2 separate regions of the Mus musculus genome follow, and region 2 is linked to region 1. The links are chromatin loops, found by intact Hi-C in ENCODE. Cell type or tissue: heart. All regions are shown on one strand.

Evidence for each region. A loop is a pair of places that touch in the nucleus more often than their neighbours do. Peaks named below come from ENCODE experiments on the same cell type or tissue, not always from the same donor. Only the 100,000 strongest peaks of a DNase experiment are listed, where the experiment ranks them.
Region 2: it touches region 1 in a loop (4-fold over the local background); 17 of 42 quality-filtered maps call a loop at or near these places.

What each region holds. Positions count from the first base shown.
Region 1 is chr8:78,059,579-78,064,578 of GRCm38, forward strand. No RefSeq gene overlaps it. Among named protein-coding and RNA genes, the nearest start is that of Gm6360, 10 kb to the right of the region's middle. In heart, CTCF peaks have their summits at 2,688 (motif pointing right) and 4,184 (motif pointing right); no DNase peak of the experiment used is centred here; H3K4me3 peaks cover 989 bases.
Region 2 is chr8:78,735,058-78,740,057 of GRCm38, forward strand. No RefSeq gene overlaps it. Among named protein-coding and RNA genes, the nearest start is that of Gm39203, 63 kb to the left of the region's middle. In heart, no CTCF peak of the experiment used is centred here; no DNase peak of the experiment used is centred here; H3K27ac peaks cover 842 bases.

The sequences.
Region 1 (5,000 bases):
GAATACCGAATGGCTGAGAAGCACCTGAAAAAATGTTCAGCATCCTTAATCATCAGGGAAATGCAAATCAAAACAATCCCGAGATTCCATATCACACCAGTCAGAATGGCTAAGATCAAAAATTCAGGTGATAGCAGATGCTGGCGTGGATGTGGAGAAAGAGGAACACTCCTTCATTGTTGGTGGGATTGCAAGCTTGTACAACCACTCTGGAAATCAGTCTGGCGGTTCCTCAGAAAATTAGACATAGTACTACTGGCAGATCCAGCAATTCCTCTCCTGTGCATAGACCTAGAAGATGTTCCAACTTGTAATAAGGACACATGCTCCACTATGTTCATAGCAGCCTTATTTATATTTGCCAGAAGCTGGAAAGAACCCAGATGTCCCTCAACAAAGGAATGGATACTGAAAATGTGGTACATTTACACAATGGAGTACTACTCAGCTCCTAAAAACAATGAATTCATGAAATTCTTAGGCAAATGGATGCATCTGGAGGATATCATCCTGAGTGAGGTAACCCAAACACAAAAGAACACACATGATATGTATTCACTGATAAGTGGATAGTAGCCCAGAAACTTAGAATATCCAAGATACAATTTACAAAACACATGAAATTCAAGAAGAAGGAAGACCAAAGTGTGGACACTTTGCTCCTTCTTAGACTAGGGAACAAAATACCCATGGAAGGAGTTACAGAGACAAAGTTTGGAGCTGAGACAGAAGGAAAGACCATCCATCCCATATATAACCGCCAAACCCAGACACTATTGCATATGCCAGAAAGTTTTTGCTGACAGGATCCTGAAATAGCTCTCTCTTGTTAGACTATACCAATGCCTGGCAAATACAAAAGTGGATGCTCATAGTCATCTATAGGATGGAACACAGGGCCCCTAATGAAGGAGCTAAAGAAAGTACCCAAGGAGCTAAAGGTGTCTGCAACCCTATAGGAGGAACAACAATATGAATTAACCAGAAACCCCCAGAGCTGTGTCTCTAGTTGCATATGTAGCAAAGGATGACCTAGTTGGCCATCAACGGGAGGAGAGGCCCTTGGCATTGCGAAGATCATATGCCCCAGTACAGGGGAATTCCAGGGCCAGGAAGTGGGAGTGGGTAGGTTGGGGAGTAGGGCGGGGGGAGGGTATAGGGGGCTTTGAGAATAGCATTTGAAATGTAAATGGAGAAAATATCTAATAAAAATGCCTTAAAAAACTTATGTACCCTTAAACAAGAAGCCAAGTGATTTATTTCAAAATATTCTTTTTTCTTTTTATTAAACTAATAAAATTTATTTTAAAATTAAAAAAAAAAAACGAAAGAAAATTCTCTAAGCACCTTGCCTTGGTCGGGGCTTCCCATCCCCTCATGCAGTCCACGCAGTTTTTCTCTGGAACTGCATAGCAAGCACAGATTGTCCATATCAATCAAGATGGAAATCATGCATAAAATGCCTTTTGTTGTATTGCGTCCCACTGGACCGGCAAGAAAGACGCAACAAACCGGAATCTTCCGTGGCAAAAGCTTTATTGCTTACTTCTTCAGGAAGACCCCAAACCGGGAAAATGGCGCTGCTTTTATAACCCGCAGCGTGACGTTTCAGCACCTGATATGGCGTGACAGCTCCTGATTCGTTGCTCGCCCATCACCCCCCTATTACACCCCGAGAATGGGAGTGACTAGGAGTGAGTTCACTCTCGCACCTGCGTACAAGGCTTGTTTACTAGTTAGGCACAGCGGAGGCCAGCGCCATCTTATAATGGCGATTGCTCGCGGCACGGCTCTCCACAGCAATTACTGGCGGCACACATGCAATTGCTCGCAGCAAGGCTCTCCACATTGTTGGGAAAATGTTTCTTTTCCCTGTAAGTGAAAAGAATAAGGAATAAGAATATCATCAATAGCAACTCTAACCCCTCTGCCGAGCCCTGGGACCTCTATGTTTGTCCCACCTGCCCTGCCCTCAAAGACTTTGTGTTAAGAGTAAAAAATGCATTATTTTATTGTTTTCTGAAAAGTAATGTTATACCTTTTTAAAATATAATGCCCCCAAACCTGTCTATTAATGGCAAGGTCCAAAATAAGACAGGCTTATGAACTATCTGACTTGAGATTATTTACCCCAAGACAAATATTGAAAACAGCTAATGTTAGCAGGTAGCATGTCTTCATTTCCTTTCTTTCTGATCACCTTGGATAAGTATATACATGAGGTGACTCCTATTTGAGTGATAGGTGATTCTGTATATCAGAGACTAGCTGCTCAATCTAAGAAGGTCTTTAGACAAGAAACGGTATGGCCCTTTGGCAGATCAGAGAGGAGTCTGGGCTTTGAGTTTCCATTACAGAGGATGCAAGCAGCCTAATTGGCTGCAGGGAGCCAGAGGGTGTGGCACTCTTTGAAGGTTGGCTAGTATGGTTGATGGCTTCGGAGCCTGAAACCCTGGACACAACTCTCAATGGTATTCTAGAGTCAGATGAGATTCATCCTTCCTATTAGGTGGCCACTGCTGCAGAGTCAGATAAGAATCTGCTGCGGCGTTGTGGGAGTCTTGGAACTGTATGGTGTAGTCTTTCGATTTTCTGTCCATAATTGAAGTCCTTACTGAAATTTGCTTATATTATTTCCTGAGATTTCTCCTTCAACTTGAACTGTCTGATTCAAGCTTATTTCAGAATGGGCACTAGATGGCAGTATTGTTCTTTTATGTGACAGCTTTTATAGTACAATTAGGATGGATTTCTTTTTTGAAAATCAATTTTTAAAAACAAGAATTAGTCATTTAAAGACATCACTCTAAAGTAGAAATGAGATAGAGCATATTTGTTTATTGCTCTGCAATTTGTTAGTTATGTGATGCCTTAAACAGCGCTGCACTTCCCTCGTCCTTCGAGCTGACATCTGTATCTTTCTTGGCGCTGCCCAGCTCCTCTGGGCTGTGTGACTACAGAAAACTTCCCAGATGTTGGGGGATCTTTGCTCTCAGTTCACTTTACCAACTCCTCTGTAACATCTGGAGCAGTGATTTCCAAAGTGAAAGGGCCCTGTTAAAGAAATAAAATGTTTCAAGGGCTTTTCAGAAATTTAGTCTCAGTTAGCTGTGGACCAGAAATGTGGATTTTAATAGCATCTCCATGCACTTCTGAACTTCAACAAGGTTGGAAGTGGCTCAAGTGCCTTTAATTTCCCCAGCAATGGAATCACCAAAGCTACAGGGACTTAAACTCAATTTAAAATCTCCATATACTGTGTGTGTGTATCTCTCTCTCTCTCTCTCTCTCTCTCTCTGTGTGTGTGTGTGTGTGTGTGTGTGTGTGTGTAGACATGGAAGAGGGAGAAAATGAATCATGCCTAGAAGTAGCCAAATAGCTCGAGTCACTGTAAAAATTAAATTGAGATATTCTTTCTTCCATATGTCCAAACAAGTACCTTCAGGGTGGAATTGAGGTAGTGAGAGAGCTTGTACCCCAAGACACTGCCTGCCTTATATCTCCTGTGGCACAAGACAATGAGGACTGGTAGATTTAGGTGTCACTTAAAAAGTTATGGTTATGTTTTGGAATTTCTGAAAGACAACTTTTCCTTGCCTCTCCCTGCCCCTCCCCCATCTCTTGTGTTCGATATGATTTGCCTTGAAATTCAGTTGCCTCCACGCGTTTCTTTATCCAATAATGCCTAACTTTTCTTAGAATAGATCACGAAGCTATTGTGAAACGAGTATTTCCAAATAACACCATTCTTTCCAAGGTTTTCTGTACAGGGCCTCACCACAGCAAATCGAAGAAGGGCGTTTTCTTGAATGGGTCACAGAGATGCTACATTAACGCTGAGGAAACATGTCCTTCAACAGGAAAAAGAACACCAGAATACGTTCTTAGGGCCTAGTTTATAAAAACCACTTCTTATCTTTAAGACTGTGGCGAAAATAGAGAAGAAAACCCTGCATGCTTTCAAGGGTGTTGCTGTTGGCTTTGGAGTCAGACCCACAGTGGGGAGGGTGAGTCGCGGCGGCTGCTTGCTTTTCTTTTTGTAATTGAAGCCCATGTTTCCCACTCCTTTGTATTCCAGCCATGCTCCTTGGCTACTGGGCAAGAACCAGCGGAATCTTTTGAGAAGGTTTAGTTTGGAGGGAGCCCATTCCACTCCGCAGAGGAGCGCTCCCTCCCAGCCTGGCCAGCAGAGGGACCTGCGGCTCCGTTTAGAGGTCTGGGGTCAGGCGTGCCGAATCGACGTCTCCAAATAAGCGTTTGTTTTCTCAGCATTTTATTCTTTGTTTCTCAGCTTTTAAAAATGCAAGAGAATTATCTGCAGGCACATATTCAGATTTAGATCAAAAAGTGGACCAATGAGGCAGCACTCTCTGGTGAGAGCTAAACCTTGCCTCTTCCCTCCTGAAAAGGTGTCAGCGATTTTGATTAGCCCGGATCACTGACACGGCCAATCAGCCCCGTTTTAATTTTTAAAAGACACCCGAGATGTGTTTTGCAGCACCTTTCGCCTGTGCAAACTGAAAAATTAAAATAAGATAAAATTTAAAACTACTTTAAAAGGAGAGGGGATGTTCAGGAAGGGTGCCGGGAGGTCCTCCGAATTTAGAAGACTCTTGAGTTTTAAATACCACAAACCCTGTCCTGGTTTTCGAATGTTTACCTTTCTGCAAAGCTGGCCCACAGAGTACCTTCTCGCTTCAAAAGAAAATCCTGGCACCTGGAAGATCGGCCTGACAGTGAGCATTAAAATGGCTTGTTTAATGAGCAGTGTGACTGAACCACGCAAGGAACGCTGGGGACTCTCTCCCCCGTGTTTACAGTTTGTTATGCCGTGTGCTTCCAGTGTCCCTTATTTTGACAAGCTATCCAAAAGTTTGGAATGAGGATGGGCATTTTTTTATTTTTATTTTTATTTTTCAAAACCTGATTGCTAAAAAAGCAAAGGTGCGTCTGCTTACCGGCTCGCGTGGAGCAGGAGCTGCGCCATTAAGGGAGAAAAC
Region 2 (5,000 bases), 680 kb after region 1:
GATGTGTGATAACATATAGTTGATACACATTATCTTGGTTAACTCTCCCAGCAGTGCTATGAGATAAGTAAAATTAACCCCATTTTCCAGATGAGAAAATCAATATACTATCTAAGTGGCTCGAGGCCACAAAGCTAATAAATGGGACAATTTTGACCAATCTAGAATAAGTTTGGCAGATGGCACTCCAGAAGGAAGGGCTGTGCAGGAGGTGTTTCACTTCTCATTTTACTCGGATCACACTTTGAAGGGGTTGGAATGAGCATGCAATACAAACCAGGGCTTCTGCTGTTTCTTGAGGGGATGCCATGATTCACCTCAGCCACAGCGCATTGGTCAAGTAAAATATATTTTCCTTAAGAAACATGAAGTCTAAGCAGCCAGAACTAGATCAGTATGCAAATGGGACTGTCTTACAAAGTAAAGTGGGAGGCCTCTCACCATTCTGCCAATGAAGGCAAGAGAAAGAAGAGGGTGGTAATGGAAGAGGACACACAGTGTGACTACAGACACACCCAGGAGAGGCGAGGGTGTGGATCACAGGAGATATACGCATGAGAACACTGCTTTCTGGTTCTCTTCCAACAAAGAGACTGACAAAAGGAGGAGAAGCAGAAGGAGGAAGAGAAGCCAGCACCCAGTGAGTCAGTGACAAGTGGCAGGGTATCCATGAGTCTCCCGAGAGACACCCAAGGAGTTCCCGAATGAGCTAGTTGAGGTGAGGAGTAGCACCTAGTGGGGTAGTGTGTTCATGAGCTAGGGTTCTGGACTGAGGAGGAAGCAAGCCAGGCAGGGCCAGGCAGCCAGCTCTATCTGCTCCCTGGTCACGAGCAACAGTGTGGCTAGGGTCTGAAACTCCCTCCACCACGCCACCCCACCACCCCACCACTACGGACTGCCCCCCACACACCGACCCAAAACAAACCCTTCCTCAAGCTGCCTTTGTCATCAACAGCAATGAGAAAAATAACACAGTGGGGACTGATAAAGGATGCTGCTCTCTCTTCAAGGTGGGGGGTGTAGAAAGGAACTCAGAAGGCCATGTCAGCAGCCCTTAGAGACCATCCGCAGAAGATAACCACACGCTGAGGAGATCTATCCTCTCCTTGTTAGTGGCTCTTCTGAGCTTCAAATAGGCAATCGTGTGGACTACTAGACAGGCTAGGCTCCATCCAGGGCCTTAAGTCCCCTTAAGAGTTGCTGTCAGTGTGGCCATTGCACTGGCTCTGTCAGTGGGGCTAGAGCCTCTTCTGTATCTTTTCCACCATTAAACCCATCATGGCATCTACTCTGATCATTTACTGTTCTTGCATGGGGCACATTCTGATAAAGTCTGTCACCCTCTGTGGCTTCTGATAAAGTCTGTCACCCTCTGTGGCTATCCTGTGTCCTCTAAAACATCATCAATCTGTGCCCAGGAGTCATCATACTGGTCAATCTGCAAACGCCCCCAAAGCCTGCCCCCTGTTAAATACAAACCAATCAGTATAAGGTTGAGGCTCAGTTGGCAATGTGCTTGGCACACAGCATGAGGACCTGAGCCTGAGCCCAGATCACACGTAAAAAACAGGTTTGGTCAAACCCCAGCACTGGAGAATCAGAGGCAGGGGGATCCCTGGGACTCAATGACAAGCCACCCTACCTAAATTGCCAAGCCTCAGGTCAATGAGAGACCCTTCACACACACACACACACACACACACACACACACACACACACACACACAAAACCCAAGGTGGATATCTCCTAATGAATGACATCAAGGTTGTTCCCTGGCCTCCACACCAACACATGCATACATACACACACAAAATCAATACCAATAATGATGGAATCAACCCAGAACTGATGAGGCCCTTACAAAGCCCCTCCAGACCCATGTCCCTTATGGCCTTGACTGGTCTATAAACATGCAAAGATCCTGGGAAGGCTCCAACATTCATCTTGGGAGGAGCGTATAGCTTCTAGCCTGAGGTGAATCAAACAGACCTTCCATCTGTGCCCTTCCTCTGCCTTCCATTTCCTCTCTCCCAGGACATGAACCACTTGTCCCAACGCTAAGTTAAGATCTAACCGGAATGTATGTGTGAGGAGGAAGCCTGGGCAGGCACTAGATGGATCTGCGTTGGGCATAACAAGGCCCAGGCAGCTGGTTCTTGTAAAGGAAGGCCCTACATCTGCCCTTTACCTCTGGGTCACAGGTTCAAATCCAGCCAAGGCTTGCCTGACAGAAAATCATTACTAGCTCTCTGTCAAGCCACTTGACAGATGGGAAATGAGTTTCTGTCTCCATCCAGCAGGCAAGTGTCCACACCACGCTTGGCACTGAGCTGCTTTCGACTCTGTGGAGACGTAGTGGAAGTCGTGTATGGTTGCCCTCCCCCCCCCCGCCCCCCCCCCCCGCCGTGTCAGGCCGGGTTCTGAGGTCAGACAGAGCCTGCATTTGGTATCTACAAGGGCCTTGACAGCGCTCTCCCCTTACCCCTCTCATGAGCACTTTATTAATCAGTTGGCTTTTCTTTCCCTCTGACAGCACTAACAAGGCATTTGAAGAAATGGAACAACCGAGAAAAGGGCTGTTGAGAAAAAGAGCATGGGCAAAAAGGAAGCATAGGCAGGGCAAAGGATGGAGGGTTCCAATAAGGAACCTGGTAGCTGGGTGTAGCCACCAGCAGCCACGGGTTCCTGGGTTCCTGAAAGGAAAGCTGGGGATGGATGGAAAGGATGGCAAGAGAAATAATAAGCCAAGGCAAAGGTCTCTGATCAAGGCTCAACTTTAATTCTAGGGCCTGATTTTTAAAGTGGGGGAAATCTATCCCCCACTATGCCAGGATCTCGAAGATCTTTGTCAGGAAAACAAGCTCAGCTGGTAGCTTCTTGCAGGAAGCTACAGAGGTGGCATATGGAAGACTCCACCCTACGTGGACTAGCAGACTGTGGCAGAAACAGGTCTGATTGAGTCTGCTCAAGGCTAGGAGGGAGGGCACAGCTGGGGAGCATGGTATGGGAAGGTGTGTCATGCCTTCACCTGAATCAGGGCTGTTCCTCTCAGAATCAATGACTTTGCAGCCTCAAAACAAAGGCAGCCAACATCACCACAGAAGATATCTGGAATGTATTAGTATACTGAGTACTGGATTGAATTCACTCACTTGGCAGCCTGAAGAATTTACACATTTCAATAATAAAGGAAAACTACTTCCAGGGGGTCTTCGGGGCACCAGTGGCCTTGTCCCTGCTTGGTTCTACCAGCACCACACATGTATGTGAGGATGCAGAGTCTGGCTAGCTGATTTCACAGTATGTCAGCCCCCACAGGGTTTTGACTCCTCAGCAATCACAGGTAGCATCCCAGAGGGGGTAGGTAGAGCAGGACAAAGAATGAAAGGCTCCAATAAGGGACCTGGCAGCTGGGGAGCATGGTGTGGGAAGGCGTGTCATGCCAGCAGCAGCTGAATCAGGGATGTTCTCTCAGACCCTACACTGGCATTCCATCCGATCACCCCACCACACCCGAGAGAAGTATCAGCTTAGCAAGGCAGGACTGGGCTGAGCTAGGCTGGGTCCCCAAATACACATCCCTGTGAAAGGCTTGGGGCTGCTGAGCAGTGTAGGCAGACACACACGGTAAGGCAGAGTAGTTTTCACAATGACACTCAGACAGACTGGCATGGGAGACAGTTTCCTCTGAAGTGTCATGTGAGTCAGCTTTCCACACGGTTAAAAAGATCTGAGATGTCTGCCACTCATTTGCTAGGCGGTGTCCTGGGCACAGGAGAGGTGTCCCCCTCACTGCCTGTGGCACTCAGGAGAGTGGGCCCTGCACTTGCCCAGGCAGCACAGTGGAGCTGGCCCTGGTAGCTAGGGCTAGGTGAGCCGGCTGAGGGCATGAGAGCAGGAGAGCTGCAGCATTGGGTGAGCTACCTGACGCAGTGTTGGAGAGCTCGCCCTGCTGGGGTGGGTTCAGGAGAGCTGGAGGGCTGACCAACTCAGCTACCACCCAGGCCCAGGCAGCACCCCAACATGTGCCCCGTCTCTGGAGTGCTGGAGCACATGAAGGGCTGTTCCTGCAGATCCAAAGCCACAGGACCTCCATGACACAGGGCATCAACAGGAGATCCGAGAGGAGTCCCAGTGAGGTCCAGTACTGATAGTGTAGCAGGAGCCAGAGGCCTCGAACCAGACCAATGACTAATTGTGGTGAACATTTGCTAGTGAAGGTGTGTGGACAGAAGGGTGCACCTTGGAGAAAATGCACTGGGACCCACTGCAGCTTCCACAGCAAGGTGTTTTTGTTTGTTTGTTTGTTTGTTTGTTTTATTTTACTTTACTTTTTAATTTTCTTCTGGGGAAGGTTGCCAGGGTGAAAGGTAGGTATGAAAGGACAGGGAGATGAGTGGGAGTGGGGTGCGTGACGTGAAATTCACAAAAAATAATTTTAAAAATTGCTATATTTTTAAGAGAAAAAATCTGAGATAAATCATCTGCTAAAGAAAAATGGTCTGAGGGGAATAAAATATGAAATGTAAAAAAATAAATTAGTTAAAAAAAAAAGAAAAGAGGAAAGGTCTATCTTAACTGGCAATTTTAGATGTTCCAGGCCACTATCTAGTTGGCCCCACTGCTTTTGGGGCTGCGGGTGCTCCCCCCAACCCTGGGGGGCCTCACAGCAGGAGTCTGTGGCACAGGAAGTGGCTTACCTTGTGGTGGCTAGGAAAGCAAAGAGCAACAGGTTGTGGTAAATCCCCACAACCTCCTTCAAAGCTACTCCATCCAGAGCATTACTCCTTCAGTCAGACGCCGTCACCTAAGGGTCGCTCTATCTCCCCATAGCACCAGGCACTGAGTGTCAAGCCTGAAACACATGGGCCCGTGCAGGAGTCGGTGGGCTCCTATAATGGAGTGGGCTCTTATAATGTGGGAGTGGGCTCCTATAATGGGGTGGGCTCCTATGATGCAGTAGCCTTTGGCCTGCTGTAATCCAATAACTCCCAAGCTTC